Regions from separate parts of the Homo sapiens genome. Here region 1 is linked to region 2. A link is a contact called in ENCODE Hi-C data. All regions are on one chromosome and are shown on one strand. The core of a region is the stretch at or near the end of the contact, and the rest is flanking DNA. Distances in the headings are between cores, read along the strand shown.

Region 1 (2,700 bases), core at 116-2,615, 1.2 Mb before region 2:
GGGCAGAGAAGGACCTGGCTGCAGGGGAGCCCGGCAAACCCAGCATCCTGGCGGAGGCGGGAGGCCCGCCGGCCTCTGGAAACCACGCGGCTGCCTCCCCACCGCAGCCATTCCCCGCTCTCCCTGGGGGTTCTCAGATGTTGCCAGATGGCAGAACTGAATCTGCTGAGACGTCACTCCAAAAAAGGAAAGTTGAACTGAAAAAAAAAAAAAAAATTCAAACTCTCCAACATCTTAGGAGAAAGCAGAAGAGGAGGGAGGGAGGGAGGCTCCAGGCCCAGGGCTCCCAGTGCCCTCTGCTGTTCAAAGAGATCTGCCCTGGTTGGAGAGGGCAAACCTGGAGGGGGTGGGAGGAGGGGGTAAATGAGGACACTGGGTTGTCAGGGCGGCCAGGGGGGCCAGGTTCCTGCTGGAGCGGAGAGTGTCTGCCTGTGCGTGGGGGAGCGAGCACATGTGTGCCGTCTGTGACTGCGTGCTTGTGCAGGCCGGGCGTGTGTGGCTCCCAGGGTCACGCTTTGGGATGTGTGTGTCTGTGTGTGTGTGTGGGGGGGGCGGGGGGGACACAGGCTCGTTGCATTGTCTCCGCATTTGTGTCCCTGAATGTCCCCAAGTGGGACTTCACTCAACACATTCGTGAGTCCCTACTGCGATAGGGCAGTGAACAAAATAGAAATCTCTGCCCTCAGGAAACTGGCATTCTAGCGTCTGTGTCCTCCGGGGTGCTGTGAACTCGCGTGGGTGTCCCAGTATTTGTCTGTGTGAGATCTGACATCTCCGGTCCGTGGTGGGTGGTGAGTCTGCAGTGTGTTCGCCCGGGCTGGGTCTCGGGTCTGGGGAGGCCCAGCGTGTTCCTGCCTGGAGAGGGCTCTGCGCTACTGTCTGCTCCCGTCCCCAAGTGCCCCACTGGGCGTGCTCCTAAAAGGCCCTGTGTAGGGCCCTCCCTGCGCGCCCCCTCCCCATCCAGCGGCCACTCCAGAGTTATAATTTAATAGCTGAAACGCGATTCCAGTGAGGTACTGGGGCTGGAGAGGAGGAGGAGGGCCCCCGGGCCCGCAGGAGAAGAGGGAGGGGAAGGCTGGGAGGCGCTTCCCCCCTCCTTCCTCCTCGGGGAGCTGCCAAAAAGAAACTCGGCGTCGCGCCCAAGTGTGTGCGTGCGTGTCTGTGTGTGTGGCGGCGTGCGCGCGCGAGTGGGGACGCGCAGGGCCTGGAGAGAAGGCGCGGGCCCTTTAAGGAGCCAGAGGGGGCCGGGCCGGGGCGCGTCGCTGCGGGCGGGGAGCCGGGAGCAGGGAGGCCGAGCCACCGCCTCCCGGGCTCGCGCCCCGCCCCCTCCTCCCCCTCCCGCCGCCGCCGCCGCCGCCGCCGCCGCCACCGCCGCCGCGGCCGCCGGGGAGCGCGGAGCCGCGGGCAGGCCGGGCCGCACCGGAGCCCCGCGTCCGCCGGCGCCCCGCCCGAGCCCTGCGCCCGCGCCCTGCGCTCCGCGATGCGCGCCAACTTGCGGGCCGGGGACCCAGGGCCGGCGCCCTAGGAGGCGGCGGCGGGAGGATCGCGTCCCGACCCGAGGCCGGGCCTGCTGCGCGCCCCCAGCCCGATCGGCACCGCCACTTGCCTGAGCGCCCCGGCGGCCCGAGCGCGCCCCAAGCCCGGGCGCCACCGCTGCCACCTCCGCGAGGTGAGTTGGGGCCGAGGGTCCCCGCGAAGGGCGGGGGGAGGCGCGGAGCGCGCTTCCGGGGGATCCGGGGAGGATCGGGCGGCGCACGCGGCGGAGTTGGCGGGGCCCCTGCACTCCCGAGTTGGCGCTCTCGGGGGGTGGCCTGCTGGGGAGCAAGGCGCCCCGCCGACACTGCGGCCCGCGTGCTCGGGGGCGCCGGGGAACTTAGGGGAACTCCAGCTCCCTAGCGAGGGGGCGGGAAGGAGGGAAGTGGCGTTGGGGTGGGCGGGGGGCGCGCTGGAAATGCACAGAGCGGCCCCCCACAGTGTGCGCCGGCTCTGGGGACTTGGCCGCCAGGCGTCCCTTGTACCCGGTGTAGCCCCGGACCTGGCGGGGCGACACTGCGCCTTATTTTCCATCGGGCAGCGCGGGTTTGAAAGCCCTTGGAGATGGTACCCCTAGCTCCCTGGCCTGGCTGTTGTGGAGGGGCGCATGAGGGTCTCTCACCAGCCGAGGGGGAGAGCCAGCCTTGTCCCTCCTAGGCGTGGGGCCACGGGGCGCTGGGCGGGGTCCCTCGGGAGAGTCGCCCCTGGTCCCCCTCCCCCGCGGGCCGGTGTTCCTGGTGTCTGGGCCTGCCTCCCGTGGCTGGTGACGCCTCATTGGGCCGCCTCCTAGTCCCTCCCCCGGGCTGTGCGGATACTTGGGATGCCACTACTTTGCGAAGTTGGAATTCAGAGCTGATCCCACTTGGGCACGACTGGGAAGACCCAGACCCTTGTCTAGAGGGCAGCTTCCTCAGAGGCCTGCGGGGAGTGAGGGCACCCGTGGGGTACGCCCTCCCCGCCCCAGACACTTGCAGGAGGAGCAAGCCGAGGGCGGGAGGGCACGGCGGGCGGGAGGGAGAGACAGGCTGTACCTGGGAGCTGCTGTCGCCCGGGCCCAATTAGCGTGGGGCGCCCGGCGTTATTTTTACATTGTAGGTTTATTTTTTTGGAAGCGAGTGTCCTCCCGCCGCCTGTCGCGCGCTCCGGCTCTCCGAGGGTCTGGTGCAG
Region 2 (2,700 bases), core at 71-2,570:
GTTGGCCAGGCTGGTCTCGAACTCCTGACCTCAGGTGGTCCGCCCACCTCGGCCTCCCGAAGTGCTGGGATTACAGGCGTGAGCCACTGCGCCCGGCCTAAAATATTTTTTATTTTTGTCTTTATAGGTTTTTTTTCTATGTGTGTGAGAGGATTAAATGAAATAATGTAATTAGTAAAGCGATTAGTTAGCACTTTAAAAATATTTATAAATGTATACATAGATATATAATACATATCTATGTGTACAAACACTGAAGTTTCCTATTCTTTCTGTGCCTACTTTTTCCTTTCTTTCCCCGAATACTTTGTCTCTGGAAGAGTTCACACTGTAACCTCCAACTGTTCCAGCTACTTGGTTTGCTTTCAGCACTAGGCTTGTAGGATGCGCAGCCAGTAGGGGGCAAGAATCACCCAGGCGTGCTTATTACCCAAGCAACGGAGTCAAACAGCACTTTCAGAATGACTTTACAAAAGGGTTACCAACAAGGTAATATGTTTATTGTGTTAGGTCGCTTAATAATAACGAAAAGATGAAAACAAGGAAGTGAGAAGCGGTAGGGACAGCCCTACTCTTCAGTATTCATTAAGTGGGAGCCCCGGTGTGTCGGGCTTGCGTATGAGCGTGAAGACAGACGTGGGATGGCTGAGCTCACACGCCTTAGGCTCTGATTCTAGCCGTGGTCGCGCCGAGGGCTCCGGGTTACTTGCGGTTTCACTGCCAATAAAGTGCTTTGAGCGAGCCTAACAAGCAATGAATATGTAAACATTTTGTTTCTAGGACTAACTAGGTAATGAAGAGATCTTCCAAGTGACAGAAACGCTGCTAGGTAACTTCCTGGGCCGTAGCTCCCCACCCTAACAGGTTCTGAAAATAGCTCCAGGCCCTTCCTAACCGGAGTTTGAAAGCAGGCGCGGGGCGCATGCGCGCGGCCCTCCGGCCGACCTCCCGATAGCCCTGGCACGCGGACCTTCTTCCCGACAGGCCGCGGGGAAAAAAGGGCGGGGAAACGGAATTACCGCGAGCTCTCCGTGAGCGCCGGCGGAAACAGTAGTCACGTGACTCTCCTAGGTGGCCTTCGCCTTCCCCCTCCCCCTTCGCGGAAACCCGGCCCCCTCACCCCTCGCCCACCCCAGAGCCGCGGTAATGGACCGTTTGGGTTCCGGAATTCTCTTGGATCCAACAACTGGTACCGGGCCGAGGATAGCCGGCGGAGTCCGTTTTTGGCGGCGAAGACTGGGGGGTGGTCAAGATGGGGGGGAAATCATCTTCCTTCACCTAGGAGGGAGGCGGGGCGGAGAGGGGCGCAGAGAGGCGGGTGGGGGAGGAGGGAGGAAGTCACGTGAGGGCGCTGCGTGCGCGCGGCGCCTCATCCGTTGCCCCTCCCCCGCCCCTCCCGGCGGGGCGGGGGGGCTGGGGGAGGGGCGTCAAGATGGCGGCGGGGAGGTAGGCAGAGCAGGACGCCGCTGCTGCCGCCGCCACCGCCGCCTCCGCTCCAGTCGCCTCTGGTCCTTCAAACTCACACCTCCCGGGAGGAGCTGTGCTGGCGCCGGGTCCCGCGGGGAAAGTAAGTCCTTCCCTTGGCCCTTTTCTCCTTCCACACTCCCCCTCCCGGACAGCCTCCCACTCCCACCCTCGGGGGGCCGTGCGGGGCCAGGCTGGGGGGACAGCCACCTCGCCCCGGCTTGGGGCCTCCCTCGCCGCTTGCCGCTCCTCGCGGCCGCGCGCTCCGGGGCCCTCGGGGGCATGTTCCCGACGGCGGCTCCGTTGTACTCGCTTCCTCTGTTCGTCAGCGCCGGGCCCCGCTGTCGCCGCTCGTGGGGCTTTCGGGCTCCGGGAGCCCCGCTGTCCCGGGCCGGAGGCACCCCTCTTGGACCGCGGGGCAGGGTCTGTGCACGCCGGCTCCGCTGGGTTCGCCCCTTTGGCTTCCGCCTCACAACCCGGGGGCTGCGGGTCCGGGACCCGCGGGGAAAGTAAGGACCGGATCCTTCCCAAGTCCTCTTTCGTGCCCCAGCATTGCTCCCGGCTCTGGGCGAGGGAGGGAGGCAGGCGACGCGGTCGTCCTTCCTAAATCTGAACCCCACAGCGCGGTCTCGTACATGCCCCGCTCTTGGGGCGGTGGGGAAGCCGCGGGGGACACGTGCAGGCTCCCTTCACGCCTCTCCAGGCGACTCGCTTAGTTCTGCCTCGGCGGGCGAGCTCACCTCCCAGACCCTAAGAATTACCCATGGAGGGGAACGGCAGTTGGGGATTTGCTTACTTTGAGAGCGTTTGGCATAACGAGCATCCAGAGTTCCCCAAAGCAGTGGATACCGGTGGTTTCCCAGAAGTGGTTTGGGGTCGGTTTAACCGCTGAGGAGATTTGGATGTTCCTAAACCCTTCTGATTGTTTCTTTCCTGACCCTGGCATCCAGCTCCTCCCCTTCCCACCCCTGCTTTGTGCTTCTGTTTGGTTAATGTTTGCGGACCACTAACTTGATCCTCGCACAGAGAAGCTCTTTTTATGTGCGTGCTCGGTTTACTGTGGGAGGCTTTTGTTTTGGGGAGTCGCTGGTTGAGAAACGTGGGAAAAGAACGGGCCAGAAAATGAGAGACAAATAAAGCAACGTTTTTATCCATTGAATTGCGCAGCCAATTGTAAGTGCACCCGGAAGTTTGTACTGAACACGTGTTGAGGGAAGGTTATAAACTGGTCCCCTT

The links. Hi-C counts contacts between places; a loop is a spot of excess contacts on that map. Pooled maps may share reads with other maps.
Region 1: a loop to region 2 is called in a pooled map, with 14 times the contacts of the local background. The contact joins the promoter of NCOR2 here to the promoter of SBNO1-AS1 in region 2. A Hi-C loop is called at or near these places in 2 of 37 single-sample maps with no recorded cell type and 5 of 50 pooled maps.

The regions. Positions count from the first base shown.
Region 1 is chr12:124,566,277-124,568,976 of GRCh38, reverse strand. NCOR2 (nuclear receptor corepressor 2) reads left to right here and starts at 1,365. Exons shown (of 49, transcript NM_006312.6): 1 at 1,365-1,669. RefSeq lists enhancers at 1-773, 940-989 and silencers at 1,110-1,359, 1,470-1,829, 1,850-1,959, 2,100-2,319, 2,520-2,619.
Region 2 is chr12:123,363,568-123,366,267 of GRCh38, reverse strand. It overlaps SBNO1-AS1 (SBNO1 antisense RNA 1), which reads right to left and starts at 1,320. Exons shown (of 2, transcript NR_157806.1): 1 at 1,153-1,320; 2 at 464-743. SBNO1 (strawberry notch homolog 1) reads left to right here and starts at 1,421. Exons shown (of 32, transcript NM_001167856.3): 1 at 1,421-1,567. MIR8072 (microRNA 8072) reads left to right here and starts at 1,425; the gene lies at 1,425-1,504. RefSeq lists enhancers at 661-870, 2,331-2,380, 2,037-2,700 and silencers at 1,041-1,140, 1,271-1,510, 1,621-1,700, 1,741-1,850.